Regions from separate parts of the Homo sapiens genome. Here region 2 is linked to region 1. A link is a loop called in an ENCODE intact Hi-C map of the cell type or tissue named here. Cell type or tissue: CD4-positive, alpha-beta T cell. All regions are shown on one strand. Each heading gives the region's core, and the rest is flanking DNA. Links, peaks and the distances in the headings are about the cores only. Region 1 holds the start of LINC01259 (long intergenic non-protein coding RNA 1259). Region 2 overlaps LINC01258 (long intergenic non-protein coding RNA 1258).

Region 1 (8,338 bases), core at 191-8,190:
GGTCTCGAACTCCTGGCCTCAAGTTATCTGCCTACCTCAGCCTCCCAGAGTGCTTGGATTACAGGCCTGAGCCACCACACCTGGCCTAGGTTCTACTTCCTAAAGTTAGAGTTATTGCTCAAAGTAAAAAATGTGACCGTATCACTGCAGTATAATACCCAGGTTCCATATGTTTCCATCCAAGGCCTTCGTAACCCACCTTTTACCTTTGTAGCCTTTGCCCCCATCACACGCACCTACACTGGGATTATAGAAAACCATTTAACCCAAATCCCTTTGCTTTCATTTGCTTATGTGATTTCTTTCAGCAAGAATTTCCTTCAAACACTACAGCCAATCTTCCACTAGTCAAAATCCAACTGATTCTTCAGGACCAAGTCAAAATGTCATTTCCTTAATAAATCTGTCAGAGCCCCTTTTTTCCCCTCTCTCCCCATCATTTACTGATGAATCTGTTTTTAATCCAATAATATTGGATGATGTCCCCCTCCAAAGGACATTCAGCAATGTCTAGGGACCTGTCTGGCTATTACAACTGGGGGTGGGAGCTACTGGCAGCTAGTGAGTGGAGTTCCAGATGCTGCTAAACATCCTACAATGCACAGAACAGCACCCCTTGACCCCCCAACAAAGAACCATCATCCCAAAATGTCAACAGTACCACAGTTGAGAAACTCTGGGTTAAACAAATGCGCTTACTACTGCTCCACCTCCAAGGCCCACTAAACTGAAAGGTATTAAAAAGGATCAAAATTTGAAAAAGACCAAAGTATAGGAGAAGAGACACCAGTGAGCCAGAGATGCACAAATTTTTGCATATGGAAAGTGATGGTGAAATTGATAACTGACTTAGAGTGAAGAAACCATTTAACCTAAATCACTTTGATTCCTATCTGCTCATGCTGTTTCTTTGACCTAGAATTTCCCTCTACATTCTAATATTCCAGCCAATCTTTCAATAATCAAAATCCAAGGGTTTCTTCAAGACCAGTCAAAATGTCAATTCCCTTGTAAATCTTTCAAAGCCCCCTTTTCTCCCTTCTTTCTATCATCCACTGATAAATTTATTTTTCTAGACATCCAATAAAAAATGACGAAGAAAATGAAAGTGAAAAGTTAAAGAAAGTGGGATCTTAGGGCAAGGAGAAAGTGTCAAAAAAGCAAGCCAACTCAGATGGCAGCACCCTGGAAAGGCTCTGAAACTGGAAGCCCCCCTTGGCAATTATGTAGTGAGGGTAGGACTGAATATTAGGATTGGTTCAAATTGTAATGAACAGTAGTCAGATCCTCAGATGCCTACCTTCACCCTAAAGAGTCAGGAAGCTCCCCCACTAGGCTTATTCTCCAGAGTAGCCAAACCAGAGGGTTCTGTGGAGGACAGAAGGGAAGCAGGAGCATCTTGTTGAAGTCAAAAGGGTACCAAGTGCATTCTGAACAATGAGACCCACAACTGCCTTCCCCCACTTTATAGAACTTACCATTTAAAAAAATAAATGTAGAAATACTGGCACTCAGGGTCCCATCTAGCCACCTTTTGGTCCATCCCACAAATCAATAAATCCTGTGCAGATAGATACACAGAGCTTGTTTAGCTTTTTAGTGCCTCACTTTTAACTCTAAAAGGACAACCAAGGATCATCAGACATTTGAGAAGCAAACATGAAAGATAGAGCCCAAAAACCGAGGAAACAAAGAAATGGAAAAGGAACTCAGAAGAAATAGACAATGTAGGTAGAAGGGACAAAAGAAAACTTGAGAATGATTCCAAGTTATATTCTCAAAGAGAATTTGTTTCCATTAAGCAAAAAAAGGTTTATGTTTTTAAAGGAAGGAAAAAAAATGGAGAACAGCCAAAAAGAACTCTTAGAAATTATATACATATATATGAACATTTAAAATGTAAGTGATTGGAAAATAACGTTGAAAAAATCTTCCAAGAAAGTAGAATAAAAAGATATAGACGGAAGAGAGAAAAGCTAAGAGACCCAGAGGATCAAGAAAGGAGGTTCAACACCCAAGTAATATGAGTTCTAGCAAAAAAAGAACAGCAAAAAGGGAGGGAAGAAAATTATTAAGGCAATACTGCAAGAATATTTTGCAGAACTGATATATTTAAAGAGGCTACTCAGTGCCTAACACAATAAATAACAACAACAACAAAAAACCCCTACCAACATACATATCATTGTGAAATTTCAGAGTTCTGTGGGTAGAAAAAAAGATGTTAGAAATTATCAGAAAGGAAAACTTGGTCACATATAAAAGATAAAACATTACTTTAGGGAGTTTCAATTCCTGTTAGAATGTAGTAAGTGGCAAGACATGGTTACTCTTATACTAACAATGAGAAAAAGCCAGGAAAACTACAAGACGATCATTTACTAGACCCACTCTAGAGCTGAGAATGCAAAGAAACCTAACTGAACTAAATTCCAGAAAGCACTAAGTTTTTCATAATTTGCTTACATCCCAGGAGATCTGTCTTAGTCTGTTTGGGCTGCCGTGACAAAATATCTTAGACTGGGTGATTTGTGAACAACAGAATTTTTTTGTTTACAGTTCTGAAGGCTGGAAAGTCCAAGATCAAGACACCAGCAGATATGGTGTCTGGTGAGGGCACCATCTGTTCCTTACATGATGGAAAGGCAAGAAGAGGCTAACATGCTCCTTCCAGTCTCTTTTATAAGGGTGCTAATGCCATTAGTAGAGCTCTGCATTCATTACTTAATCACCTCCCAAAAACCTACCTCTTAATACGTTGCCTTGGGAGTTAGGATTCAATATATGAATTCTGAGGGGTTATGGGCATTCAGACCATCGTGGGATTGGTGGGAGGAGGAAGAATGTGCCATAGGTAGGAATGAGAAGAAGTTAGCTGAATTGTCAACAAAACTTGAACAGCTGCATATGGACTATCAAGACAGCAGCAACCCCAGGATCTCAGCCTTACAGCAGAGCTGCACCTACCTGCCAGCTCCTTCCACATCAAGTGCATGGGGTTAGCACGTCGATGTCTGGGGACAGAGCAGGAGAGCTGAGAGAGATTGTTCCTGTGGAGAAGCAGGGCAGGTGAACTGAGATAGAACTCTCCAAAGCCCTCTGAGCCTTCACCAATCTTTAAGCCTTCACCATCCTGTCTGCAGCAGGCTGAGACGGGACCAAAGAAATCTTTTCAGGGCACTGCTATACTCTCCCAAGTGCACCACAGCAACCCTCAGGGGCTGGGACAAGATGAAAGGTCTGAGAGAGAGAGGTGTTTGAAGGCATGAACATCCAGGGGTAAGACTGACCAGCAAAGAGAATTCCCCAGCAGCCCCAAAAGCTGGCAGTCAGGTTATAAAGCAGAAAGAGATCACTTGCAGTTTAGAAAGCTGACCAGTTAACTACAGAGCATAAAGGGATCCCTGGAGTCTCATTGGCACTTAGAGATCTGCTGAAGGGGAAGTCCTCATATTGTCTTAATGATATCGGAGGCCAGTGGTGACTTATATCTAACTGAAGTTACAAACGAACCCAGACCTAGAACAACTACACATGAGATTGACCTCACCCCAAAACACACACACACACACACACACACACACACACACACACGATCAGCATGACAGAAGGTGGTGCCCCTCATAGGAGAGGTGCTAAATGGAAGTACATGATGGTAAAATCCGTGCATTGTTTGAGAAGTAACAGAATATTTGAATGTAGACCATAACAACTTAAAGATGGATGTCTAAATCCTAGAGCAACCACCAAAAAATAGCACAAAGATATGAGTAAAACAAAAATATAATAAAGGAAAGGAAACGATCAGTTAAAAAATAGTTGGTTCACTCAAAAGAAGGCAGGAAATAAAGACAACAAAGAACAAAGGAGACAAATATTAGGATGACAGACTGAAACCCAAACTATCAATAATTAGGTTAAATGTAAATAGATTAAACAATTCAAGTAAAAGGCAGAAATAGTCAATCTGGATAACACAGCAGAGCCCACCTGTATACTGTTTACAAGATAAATATTTTAAGTATAAAGACTCAGACTTGTGACATATAAAGTAAAAGAGCACATGCAAAAGATAGTTATAAGAAAGCTGGCTTGCTATATTCATATCAAGGTAGACTCCAAGGCAAAGAGTAATACCAGAGATGAAGAGAGACATTTCATAATAATCAAATAATTCATTAACCAAGAAGGTCTAACATCTTGAACATGTATGCAACCTAATCACAAAGCATCAAAATACATGGAGAAAACATTGATGAGTCCCAATCATCCGTAAAGGCAGAAATTGATTAATCACAGTCATAGTTGGAGATTTAACACTTCTAGATAAAACTGGTAGACAATGAAAAATCAGAAAGGCTATAGAAGATTTGAACAGCACTACCAACCAATTTGACCTTATTAACATGCGTGAAATACTAACTACATTAAACATCTGCAGACCACACACATTCTAAGAAAGGGTTCAGAGAGGAGAAGGAACGCTGGAGGAAGGAAGACCAAGCAGGTGATGGCTGAAGAAGAAATTTAACTGGTAGGAAGTGTGGAAAACCAAAGTGTTGAATAGAGAGTGCGATGTAAGCCCTTTTCTCCTTCTCCTCGTTAAATGTCTACATTACTCGATGCACTCTACGAGGTGGACTTTGTTTTGGAGATATGAAAAGGTAGACTCCTATTTTGTGGTTGTTGTGGGGTGAAACTAGAGGCTTCCTGTGAGAAGTCAACCATATCGGGCTATGGTTCTGAGTCCCACCCAGGATGTTTAAGGCAGAGGAGCCACTTTCAGCTCAGACACAAGACAGGTGAATGCCTTCATCATGACTGCCAGAGAGGGAGGAGGCCAACCTGGCACCACCATGGAGGTCCTCAAATCTACCACCCTGGCAGAGGCGAGCTGTGAGATGGCCCTGGCTTTTGTGGGACCACCTTCTGAAGGTCATCTGGAACTGGATGAGAAGTGCTCAAGGATATAAGGTTAGGAGCAGTTTCTCCAAGAAACTCCCTCATAAAACCACAGGAAGATGGTGTTTGAGCTAGTTTTGATGGAGACACTTAAGCTCTTGAGAAACTGGATTATTTCCTGGAAGGGGAAACAGGACCACTGCAGAGAGGCCTGAGTGAATTTCACTCCCTGGCTCCAGCCTCATCTGCTGCTGCAGGTTGACCTGGAGCCTGGAGTCCTTCTGTGGGGCTTACAGTGCAGCCAGCACTGCCCGAAGCTGTAGACACTTAGGGAAGGGGTGAGTACTACCAAGGTGAGGACTACTTAGGCAGCCTTGTGTTGTGAGTAGACTAAGCAGCAGAAATGCTACAGAGTGGGCCAGGCCCAGGGGTGAAGAAGCAACAAATCAGTGGAATGTTTGCAATGTTTTGGTCTTAGGAATTATACCAGGCCTCAAAGTCACAAAGCCTCTCTGTGGTCGAACGCCAGCCAGCCCTCACACAGGCATATGGTGGTGTGGGGAGATGCTGGGATCCATGTGGCAAGCTCCTGACCACACATCAACAGAGGGGTCAAAGACCCTCTGTGTCAGACTTGAGGAACTTGTAGAGAGTCATAAGCTGGGTAAATACAATTTTGAAAATCAGGCCTAGGGGAGTGTTTATAGCAAAATAGCAAGAAGAAAAATTTAGGCTTCACCAGCAACCGGGAAGGCTCCTAGATTCTCCTTGACTGTGGAGGAAAAGGTTGAAAGGAAGACCAAGGTAAGGAGACTCAAAGGGAACGGAAATCTTAAAGGGTTATTGGTTAAGTTGCTCACTGTCTGGTACATGATGGAGCCACCCTGTGCCATCTGCCTCTTACAAGCCTCAGGAAAGTCTAGAAGGTTCCTTTGGCTGGAGGAGAAAATGGGAGGCTGAGCCCTGTGGGCTTCAAGGCTGCCACAGTGGAGCTACACATGGATTACACAAATCACAGGGATCCACTTTGTGGAAGGAAATCCACTTTCTCCATTTTTTAACATTGACAGAATCCTAAAAATTAAATAGATCAATCTATGAAGTATGCAGCTCATTTGGAGCTCATGACAGACAAATGAAAATGCAAGGGCAAAGAAAATACACCAAATGCTGTCAGAAGCTGAGCCAACCATATTCTCTTGTCCTGTGTGTTCGTTTGCTAAGGTTGCCTCGTAACTAAGTACCACAGACTGGGTGGCTCAAACCATAGAAATTTATTCTTCTCACAATTCTGGAGGCTGGAAGTCCAAGATTAAGATGTCAAGAGGGCTGATTTCTTCTGACACCCCTCTCTTTGGCTTGCAGATAGCTGTCTTCTCCCTGTGTCCTCACATGGTCTTCCTTCTGTGTGGAAGGAAGACATGTCTGTGTCTGTGCCCAAATTTCCTCTTCTTATAAGGACACTACCCTAATGATCTCATTTTCATTTAATTACTTCTTTTCTTTTCTTTTTAGATGGAGTCTAGTTCTGTCGCCAGGCTGGAGTGCAGTAGCGCGATCTCAGCTCACTGCAACCTCCACCTCCTGGGTTCAAGTGATTCTCCTGCCTCAGCCTCCCAAATAGCTGGGATTACAGGCACGTGCCACCACACCCAGCTAATTTTTGTATTTTTAGTAGAGATGAGATTTCACCACGTTGGCCGGGATGGTCTCGATCTCCTGATCGTGTGATCTGCTCACCTCAGCCTCCCGAAGTGCTGGGATTACAGGCATGAACCACCGTGCCCGGCTACTCAATTACTTCTTTAAAGGTTCCATCTCCAAATTCCAAGGTACTGGGAGCTAGGGCTTCAGCATTTGAATTTTGGGGAGACACGGTTCAACCCATAACATCCTCCACGCACAGCATCTTCTTTCTGCTAAGTTCCTGGAAAACACCGTTGTCGTTCTCTAGATCATAAACCCTGCATCTGTTTATGCAGATATCTGAGATTTTTCCAGATATTTTCTCCCTTGTATCCTCTGTTTCTATGAAGGTAAAAAACATGTTCTTCTAAATCTTATCTGACCTCTCCAGACTGTCTTTTCAGAGACAGACTTCCTGAGAAATGCATGGCTCCCCTACATGCTACAGGTTGTTTTACTGTGATTTCATTTAGTCCTCTAGAAAAAGCCAAGAAACCTGAAACCTATATCGGCAAAAAAAAAAAAAGGACTGTCTTTTACATCTTTCAGACATTCTAACCTGTCATGACCCTCTTTCAGCCCCCGCCCCACCTCCAATCCAACCCATCCAGTAAGACTTTGGGAACTTATCTGAGAACACCCTGGAAGGGTTAGAACACACAACTGTGTAGCACCATGTACAGCACATGGCATAAAGAAGGATGAAGATGGCAAGGCTTGGTGGCTCATGCCTGTAATCCCAGCACTTTGGGAGGCAGAGGTGGGTGGATCACCTGAGGTCGGGAGTTCAAGACCAGCCTGACCAACATGGAGAAACCCCGTCTCTACTAAAAATACAAAATTAGCCGGGCGTGGTGGCCTATGCCTGTAATCCCAGCTACTTGGGAGGCTGAGGCAGGGGAATCACTTGAACCTGGGAGGCGGAGGTCACAGTGAGCTGAGATTGCACCATTGCACTCCAGCCTGGGTAACAAGAGTGAAACTCTGTCTCAAAAAAAAAAAAAAAAAAAAAAAAAAAGAAGGATGAAGATGACAGAGCAATTCACAGGGCTGAGAAGAAGAGTAGCCCCAGGAAATAGTAAGTTGATGTGAGAGCCCAGAATAGAGAAGACAGCCAGAGCAGCCCCTATGGAGCAAAGGTTGTAGGAAAGCCTTCTAGAAACATCACCTGAGTTGTGAGGATCTTGCTTCTTTTCAGCCATATCTCCACCAACCTCCTTACAAAAAAAACCTACACTCTAACCAATAGTAGTTATCATTCCCCAAACTCACTGTGCTTTCCTCTTTGCCTCAGCTGAAATCCTCACCTCTGTGTGGAATATTTTTTCTGCCCCAACCTCAACCTATTGAAATTCTATCCTTTCATGAAGATCAAGTTCTATTGTTGCACGAAGCCTTTAGTCATCATCACAGTTGGGAAGTCTTCCCCCAGTCAGAGCTCTCAGTGTATTTCACTGATGCCTCTTTCCCTGAAAGATTTGCATAGAAATGGAAGAGACCACCTGCTAAAGGGGAACTACAATGCGTTTTGGTGCGATGACAATGATGAGGAGTATTTGCTGAGCATTTACTACACATCAAGCACTTACTCAATGCATTTCTCATTTATCCTTCATAACCCTCGAAAGTGGCTATTATTATTTGTCCCATTTTACAGAGGAGGAAATAGCAGCTCATGGACACTTGTCACATAACAAGACAGTGGAAGAGTCAGGATTCAAACACAGATTTGCATGACTCCAGAGCCCAT
Region 2 (8,338 bases), core at 66-8,065, 52 kb before region 1:
GATACTTCAGAATTCAAGGAAAGATTTAGGAAACACAATTTTCTAGGGGACTCATCAAATTCAGATTTGGGAGAAATGTTCAGGCCATTTTGTAAATTAGCTTTACCAGTGGTCAGTAGAAAGAACCTGGACCCTGCTACTAACTGGGTCTGTGATCCTGGAGCAGTTTTAACTGGTCTTAGATTAATATTTCCTTTCTATCAAATGGAAATTAAAATATATAATTATCAGCATTGTTCTAAGAATTTGAGGCAATTTATGTAACATACCTGTATGATACACAGTTGTTACAAATCCAGCCAAATGATTATCCAGGCTCTGTGAAAAATATCTCCATGAGCAGGGAACTCAGTGCCTCCAATGTCTATGCAGACCTGACAGCCAGAAATCTTTCTCTTCAGCAAAATCAGTTTTCCCGTTGAACCATACTTCTATCTACTGAAACTACACAGAACAAAGTGAATCATTCTTTCACAGGCCAGTTCCTCAGACATTTGAAAGTGGCACTCCTACTTACTCTAAATCTGCTCTTCCAGTTTCTTCAACTTTGAATTTCTCACCAATCATGTTGCTGTTATCTGAACACTTCTACTTTGTCTTTAGGCCCCTTGAAATGTGATTCACAGATGAGAATACTGCACCCCAAGTAAGACTGGACCAGCATAGAGTACGATAGTAGCATTCCTCCTTTTGTTTAAAAATGTATTTGTCAGGGTTAGGGTATCAGTTATGCTGCTGTAACAAAAAGACTTGAAAATGCAATTGTTCAAATAAGAGAGAAATCTCTTTTTCTCTCATGTAACAGTTCAACGATAGGCAGGTTGTCCAGGACAAATGTGTGGTTTATTCAAACACCAAAGTTTCTTTTACTTTCAAGCTTTTCTGTCCTGTAGGATATTGTTGTCTGTATGGTGACATCTGGTCTGCCAATGCAGACCTGCCAATGCACATCCAAGTTCCAGCCTACCCTATAGGGAGGAAGAAGGAGAGGAAGTGGAATGACATTCTTTTATGGCAGTGAACACAAGTTATGCCCATCACTCCTCAATTCTGCTCACCTTCCATTAGTGAGAGCTTAGTCACATGGTCATAGCCAGCTGCAAGGGAGACAAGGGGGTGTCAATTCTATTTCGGAGGCTAGGAGGACAGTGGAACAATGTATTTTGCTAAAACTGGCAGTGGGTTCCGTTACTAGGGACAAGTGGAAAATGGACACAGGACAATTGATTAAGCATCTCTGCCATGAGAAACTATGCAAAACAAAGGAAAGAAGTACCCCCAATTAAAAGGCATTAGGAATAACTAGCAAGAATAGGAAAAACTGCTAAGATGAAATGAGGGAAAAGAATAAGTAGGATATCTATAGCTCGGCTACATAGCAAGCTAGAAGGTAACATGACACATGATTAAACCAATTCAATTGCTATAGTTGTTGCCCAGAAAATACGTGACTAAACTTGGTGGATGCTTTAACAAGAAATTGGAGTTACAAGTTGTAATTGTTTAAAGTACTATGTATTACAATGATGAACAGTGGTTCATCATCATAGTGGAAATAGCCTTTCCTAGAAAAAAAAAAAAAAGTGAGAAACCTCTGTGAAATGAGAAGTATTACTCTCTTTCCTGTTCTGCGAGGAACAGTGGGATTGACTGAACTAAACAGGACTTTCCAAGCTCTAGGTTCAGTTATCCTATCCTCAGAGGAACAGGCAATTTAATCTGGAAGTTCTCAAAATGGCAATAAATGAAAAAGCAAATAAATCGGGGAAAACAAACATTTTCATCATGGAGTGGGGTAGAAATAATTACCGTGAAATACGCTAAATGCCTAGCTTGGTTTCTGATGGTTTCTTGGGGTTTTAAGATTTCATTTTCATGATCCATTGGCCACAAATCATTGAAAATACCAAGAAGTAAAATATGCCTTTGACTAAATGCATACATGCCCCTCAGCTTTTAGTAGGACTCAAATATTGACATTTGGAAGGAGGAATTTTTTTTCCCACATGCTAACAACAATCATCCCCAACATCACTGTTGAAAAACACAACCGTACGCCCTGCGGAATATTAGTCAATTAGGCAGCACTGTCATTTCATTAAAAAGAATACTATGCTCACTTATTTCATTGCTATTATAGAAGAGAAATCAATGCTAAAGTGACCGCATTTTACCTTCTCCATTGTGAAATGATAGTTGATGGTTAGTACACTCTCAAGAAGCGATGTCTGAGAATGTGGAGTGTGCTAGGCTGAAAGACAGAACTAAAATGGGTTCTACCCAGCAGCCTAACATGCTGCTAAAATTTCCCTGGGTCAACTTTCTGTTAGAATCACTTTCAGAAAAGAATAGAGGTTTTTCGAATGTGAAATCATACTGTGGAATGGGAAAGTCCCCATTCTTGAGCAAGAAGATCTCAAGAAAAAGATTTTGAAATTTTAAAATGAATGCAAAGGCAACCGCTCAAGGAGAGTTTAGTTTGCTTCTCTCGGCATCTGTTCTGTGGGATTCCTTTCTTTCTTCCCCAGAGGTAATTCTCAATAACCTCCTTCTAGAACGAGGCTTTGAAGTCCTCTGCACACCTGTGTAGATTATAAAGCAGAGAGGCTGGTCTTCCACACCCAAACTCTAAATTCACAATGCAACACAACAGTTAAAACATGCCCTCTAGCATCTTGTTTAAAAGTTAAACCCAAGCTTGATATAATCTGAAGTGGTTAACCCTTGCCCAGATTGAGCACATACTTCCCGTGCTGAAGAAGGAGAATAGACTCTCTTTATGTATAACTCTTTCTTCAGAAGTGTACACATGATCTGGGTAAATAGGCTGATGTCTCAGAACACTAGAGGGATTTTTTTGGCTGTCCTTGCTCTTTGCTCAGGGGCTAAAAGTGACAAAATCTGTACCTCTGATAGCTTCCTCCACCTCTTTGGCTTCTTAGATTTTGAATTAACATGTTATTGACACTACTAGGGAATGAATGAAGGGGTGACTTCTTTTTCTAACATTGCCTGAGTCATGGCCTTAATGCCATTCTCTTCCTTCAGCACTGGAGTCTGGCCGTGTTTCCTGACATGGGGATGGGACTGCAGGGTTACAGGGAGAGTGCAAGAGGCTGGCACTGGAGAAGTCAAGACAAAATGTGAGGGCCTGGACTGGGTTGGGGTCAGGAGTATGAGAAGCAGGTGGTCCAAGAGATGGCCATGCTGGCCAGGCACAGACACCAGAAGAATAGCAAAGAGAACTTGATTCTGAGCCACATGTTTGCCCATGGGCAGGAAGCTCCTGCTTGCTTCCAAGTGGGGTGGGACCAAACTATGAGCCCCGCCAGCCCAGGCTGTGCAGGTGCAGGCAGGGAAGTGGCTGCACCTGGCTCAGGTGGGTGTGTAGGTGGAAACTACAGGCAGGCACCTGGTTTCTGGCTACAGATTTGGGTTCTGATCCAATGCCACTCCCTGACCTCATGAAAGATGAACTCCCTGGCTCCCTCCTTGGAGTCCAAGGATCCTTCTTCCCAGCCCACTTTTCAGTCTGACCTTGACCTTGTGGCTTCAGCTTGGCCATGGTTCCTAGACTGGTTCTAACTTCACCCTGTGTCTAAGATCAACCTTCCTGGTCCTGATAGGGCTGGTAAGGACCCTATCCCCTTCTTGGCTACAGAAGAAGTAGAGTTCTTTCCTCTTTGGGACCCAGTCCTGCTATTTTCAACCTCTAGTTAAAATGAATCTCTAGGCAACCAACATTACGTTGTTACTAAGAATTTTATTTTATTTTTTAAAAATCTTTCTTACAGTCCATTTTTTCAATCCCTGGTTCTGGCCTTGACGCATAGGAAGAAATCATGATATGCAGGAGATTTGGCCAGGATCCTCAATCTTGGAATCTCCAATTAACTCAGACCACAAAAGATCCCCAGGGGACGCCTTTCTCTTTGTCCCTTGTACTTCTCTGGCCTCCTCCCTGTGAGTTGGATTGGACACAGATGAGCCTGCTGACCCTCACATGGAGGCAGCCTAAGAGGCTTCTCTAAGTTTCCTTCTTTCTGATCCACAGGTTGAAGGAGCAAATCCCTTCCCCTACACCAGGCTGCCCACCAAGTGGGAGGTTGCTGCCAGCCTGTCTCACTGCACCTGCCCCAAGACATGGACTCAAACAAGAACTAGTGAAGAGACAACCAAATTATGTCACATACTATTTTTGCTTATAAATTCTATTCCCTCTTACCATTATATGTTTTTTCCCTAAATACTAAAACCTTAGAGAATCCATTCTTTCTCATGCTCATTTCAGAGCTTCCCAACTTTGTGAGCACAATTTCTCTTCCCAGACAAAAAAGTGCATATACACAAACAACTTGCAAACAGTTTCAGGATGCTCATGGAGCCCTGAAGCCCCTCCATGAACTCCACCCTGCCCCTGAGGTTAGTATGTGCCTTCTGACTTTGAGGAATTGACTTTCAGACACTTTCACCAGGCCTTTTTGGATCATCTATTTTGATTCAAAACAATTGTCCAACACATTCTCTTGGCTGTGTGCAGCTCCTCTTTCCGTTCTCTCTCCATCCAGTCACACCTACATTATCATCATCGAGATTATCCTCATTCTTCACATCATACCTCCTCGGCTCCATCTTCTACCCTAGACTTTTCCTAGGAGACACATTAGTAAGGGAAATCCCAGTTTTATTGTGTGAAAATATCTTACAAGTACTAATACTATATATATAGTATTAGTTCATTCTCAAACTGCTATCAAGATACTGCCCAAGACTGGGTAATTTATAAAGGAAAGAGTTTTAATTGACTCACAGTTCCACATGGCTGGGGAGGCCTCAGGAAACTTAAATTATGGCAGAAGGCAAAGGGGAAACAAGGACCTTCTTCACTTGGTGGCAAGAGAGAAAAGTGCAAGCAGAGGATACGCCAGATGCTTATAAAACCATCAGATCTTGTGAGAACTCACTCACTATCACGAGAACAGCATGGGGGAACCACCCCCATGATCTAATCACCTCCCTCCCTCAACATGTGGAGATTACTGGTCCCTCCTTCAACGTGTGGGGATTACAATTCAAGATGAAATTTGGGTGGGGACAGAGAACCAAACCATATCATACATATATGATCAAATATCCCTGGAGGACCCCTACCACAGTCTTGGAAAGACCTACATAAGTGAGGGGCCCAAAGCTCCAGCTTCATTCACTCCACGACAAGCCCATCTCTGTATGTGAGCCTGGAAGAGGTAATCCCAACTGGCCCACCAGAAGGATTTCCTGCTCAGAGATTCACCATCTATTTAGATATATTTTTGCACACAGCTCAGAGCTCCTGTAGCTTCTTTTTCTCAGAAAACCTGCACCTTACCGGTGAGTACAACAGCAAAAGCTTATTATGATTAATTAGATTTTTAATTAATGCCTCACCACATAATTAAGAAGAAGCCCTTGGAGTAAAACCCTAACTCAATATTCTTCCTTTCATTAATTCTCTCTGCCTAATAGCAGAGGAAAAGATGAAACAAGGAGTGTGGTATGTGTTAGTTTTTATTCTCCCAAGAGGTTATAAAGAAAATGTCAGAATGGCAGAATTGGCTACAGTGTCTCCCTATAAAAAGTTCTCTTTTTGGTTCCCTTTCTCTGGGATTCTTTCTCATTTTTATTATTCAATTCATTTTAATCCAGCAACATTTACTGAGCAGCTACTATATGCTGGGCACTGTTATAGGCACTCTGGAGACTCAAAGAGGGTAACTACCTATTTCTGCCCTCCAGGGAATCCAAATCTTAGAGGGGCAGCAAGGTGCAAAGATAATTGGTACAAAAAGAGATAATGGAGGATAATAAAGAAATGACCATCAGTACAGCTTGAAATGGACTCTGGTGACAGTTCCCCAGTAAGGATCCCAAATCTGATTTGAATACTCACATGTCATCAGGGACCAGGCATGGTGGTAGAGATGTTACATTATCTTTAATTCTCACAATTTAGGGTAGAGGTCAATGAAGAGATGAGGACCTTGTCCATGATGCCTCCATCTAGCTAAATCCCCTCACAACATCCTTTTATAGCACCCATTATTTGCCTGTCATTATACGCATCCTCTGCATAATTGTCCAATGCCCTCCCCAAGGTAGGCTCCATCAGAAAAGGGATTGTGTGTCTGCCTTGTTCACCACTGTATCACAGCACTTAGCACAGACTAGTATGAAGCAGAAATTCACTAACTATTTGGTGAATGTATGGAGGGAGGAGAGAGGGAGAAAGGGAGGGAGCAAAAAGGAGAAGGAAGGAAGCGAGGGAAGGAGGGAGGGATTATAAACACATCAAAGCCATGATTCTACCCTAGGTCTGACTCCCTTAAAAGTCCATAAGCTTTCTCCTCTACCACACTAACTTTCAGGATATTAGAGTGTGTGCACAAGCCTCAAGATGACTTCTGGGAAGGAAAATGCTCACCCATGTGTGATCTGTTTGGGAATGTTGAAAACCATTCTTCTTCCATGATTGTTGCCCCTTGTATGTGCCAGTGGGAGCAAGCTGTCCAGGCCAGACAGAGCAGCACTCATAGCCTCTAGGGTTCCCACACTATCCATCCAGCCACTCCGATCTCCCAGTGCTAGGGATGATTCAGTGCCCGTCTTCCCCTGCACGTGGCCTCCAGAGAGACACTGAGGCCCTGTATACCCAGCTGAATGTGGAAAAAATCCTTGTCCTTTTTGTCTGCCCAAATCAAGATTGGCAATCCTCTGAAGAAACTTTTACTAATCAAACTAAGAAACAAAAAAACAGTTTCCCAGGAGACTAAATGTTGATGAGCTCACTGAGAATATATGTTGCTAAGCCATACTTACCTGAACTGAGATTAATAGCACAGCTTACAAGGTAAACTCCCAAATTTTCTCCCTTTACCCTGCCTATCTGGGATGGATGCTAAGGTAAAATATTCAGTTTTTTTTCCTCCAAAGTAGATGTGGCTTGATACATCTTTCCTATCCGGTGAGAGACCAAGTCTCTCTCAGAACCACTCCCTGGTCCCCCTGCTTACCCTAAACTCTCTTCTCTGGCCCTGAGCTAAGTCCCCTCATTTGCAACCAGGGCCAGCTTCATGGGCATTTGACCAGTGCAGTTGCAGAGAGCCCCATGCTCAGAAGGGCCTGGAGCTTGGGGTTTAATGCTCTACAGTCACTATATTAAAATTCTTAAAAATGTTATCTTTGAATTTGTATTATGAAACTTAAGTTTAATGGGACAATGAAGAATACAAGAAAGAGGGTGGCTCAGAGGATTTGTTCACAAACCATCCAGCTTCCCAATGCCCCACCGCCTCCCAGAGATGGGTGCCCAGCCACCTACTTCTTCCTCTGGTACCCTGGGTCCCACCTAGACCAGAAGAGCAACAGCTGAATCTGGCCTCCTTATGGCTGCACCCACTCAGCGACCACTGTTGTCTTCTGGCCCAGCAGGAGTCTGGGCATTGATGTGGGAATGGCTGGGGGTCTGCATATGTGCCCTGCGAAGTCTTGGGGCTGAGCATTGCAGCAGCCATCCCTGCCCCAGGTTGGCAGCATTACAATACATGCGTTGGGCAGGTGATTCTGCAGGATGAGCCTCTCACCTAGCCCTGATCCACATTCCTACCATACATCTCATGTGGAGGTTGCAATACCCTTGGGGATCAGCCTATCCACCATAGGTGGAGGTGGCAGATCTGTGGGAAGGGGAGATGTCTGCCTCGACCTGCCTGTTCCTGGCCAGGGATGATGTGTTAGTGTCGTGGTGGCTGGGAGGGAGAACCTGGGAACAGGTGGGCCAAGTGTTCCGAGTCAGGGGACAGGTAACTGACAGTCAGTAACTGCCCTAATAAAAGTGTCCCTGTGCACAACACAATATTAAATGACAAAAAACAGAAACAAAAACATTACGACAGGTTGACAGAGCGACCTTGGAAGAAAAATGTCTTATATTTTAATACCTTTAACACATCTTTCATCCTGCTCTTTGAACAAGAGCATTTTTAGTTTGCACTGGATCCTACAAATTATGTAGCCGGTCCTGCCTGTAACACCCTTCCTGTCATGATACTTATCCTTGGGATGAAAAAACACTGCCCTATCTTGTCCCCAAGAAGTCTTCCCTATTGAGCTCCAGGCCAGTGTTTAGTGACCACGTGGCAGCCTCCATGACCCATCACACCTTGTGGGCTCTATGATGTTAAATGAACTCTAGGCATTGACCTTGTCCATGACAAGTCCCCGGCTTGTTTTTCTCTTGTCTGTTGGATTTGCCAGAACAAATGTCCTGGCCTGAAATGGTTATTAATCTAATTTCTACTCT

The links. A loop is a pair of places that touch in the nucleus more often than their neighbours do. Peaks named below come from ENCODE experiments on the same cell type or tissue, not always from the same donor. Only the 100,000 strongest peaks of a DNase experiment are listed, where the experiment ranks them.
Region 2: it touches region 1 in a loop (3-fold over the local background); 5 of 110 quality-filtered maps call a loop at or near these places.

Annotation. Positions count from the first base shown.
Region 1 is chr4:38,504,974-38,513,311 of GRCh38, forward strand. The region is part of intron 1 of LINC01258 (long intergenic non-protein coding RNA 1258); the gene reads right to left. It overlaps LINC01259 (long intergenic non-protein coding RNA 1259), which reads left to right and starts at 4,794. Exons shown (of 3, transcript NR_149076.1): 1 at 4,794-4,974. In CD4-positive, alpha-beta T cell, for the core only: no CTCF peak of the experiment used is centred there; a DNase peak (open chromatin) is centred at 4,738; H3K4me3 peaks cover 3,828 bases; H3K27ac peaks cover 3,254 bases.
Region 2 is chr4:38,452,954-38,461,291 of GRCh38, forward strand. LINC01258 (long intergenic non-protein coding RNA 1258) reads right to left here. Exons shown (of 8, transcript NR_110951.1): 3 at 270-968. Among named protein-coding and RNA genes, the nearest start is that of LINC01259, 53 kb to the right of the region's middle. In CD4-positive, alpha-beta T cell, for the core only: no CTCF peak of the experiment used is centred there; no DNase peak of the experiment used is centred there.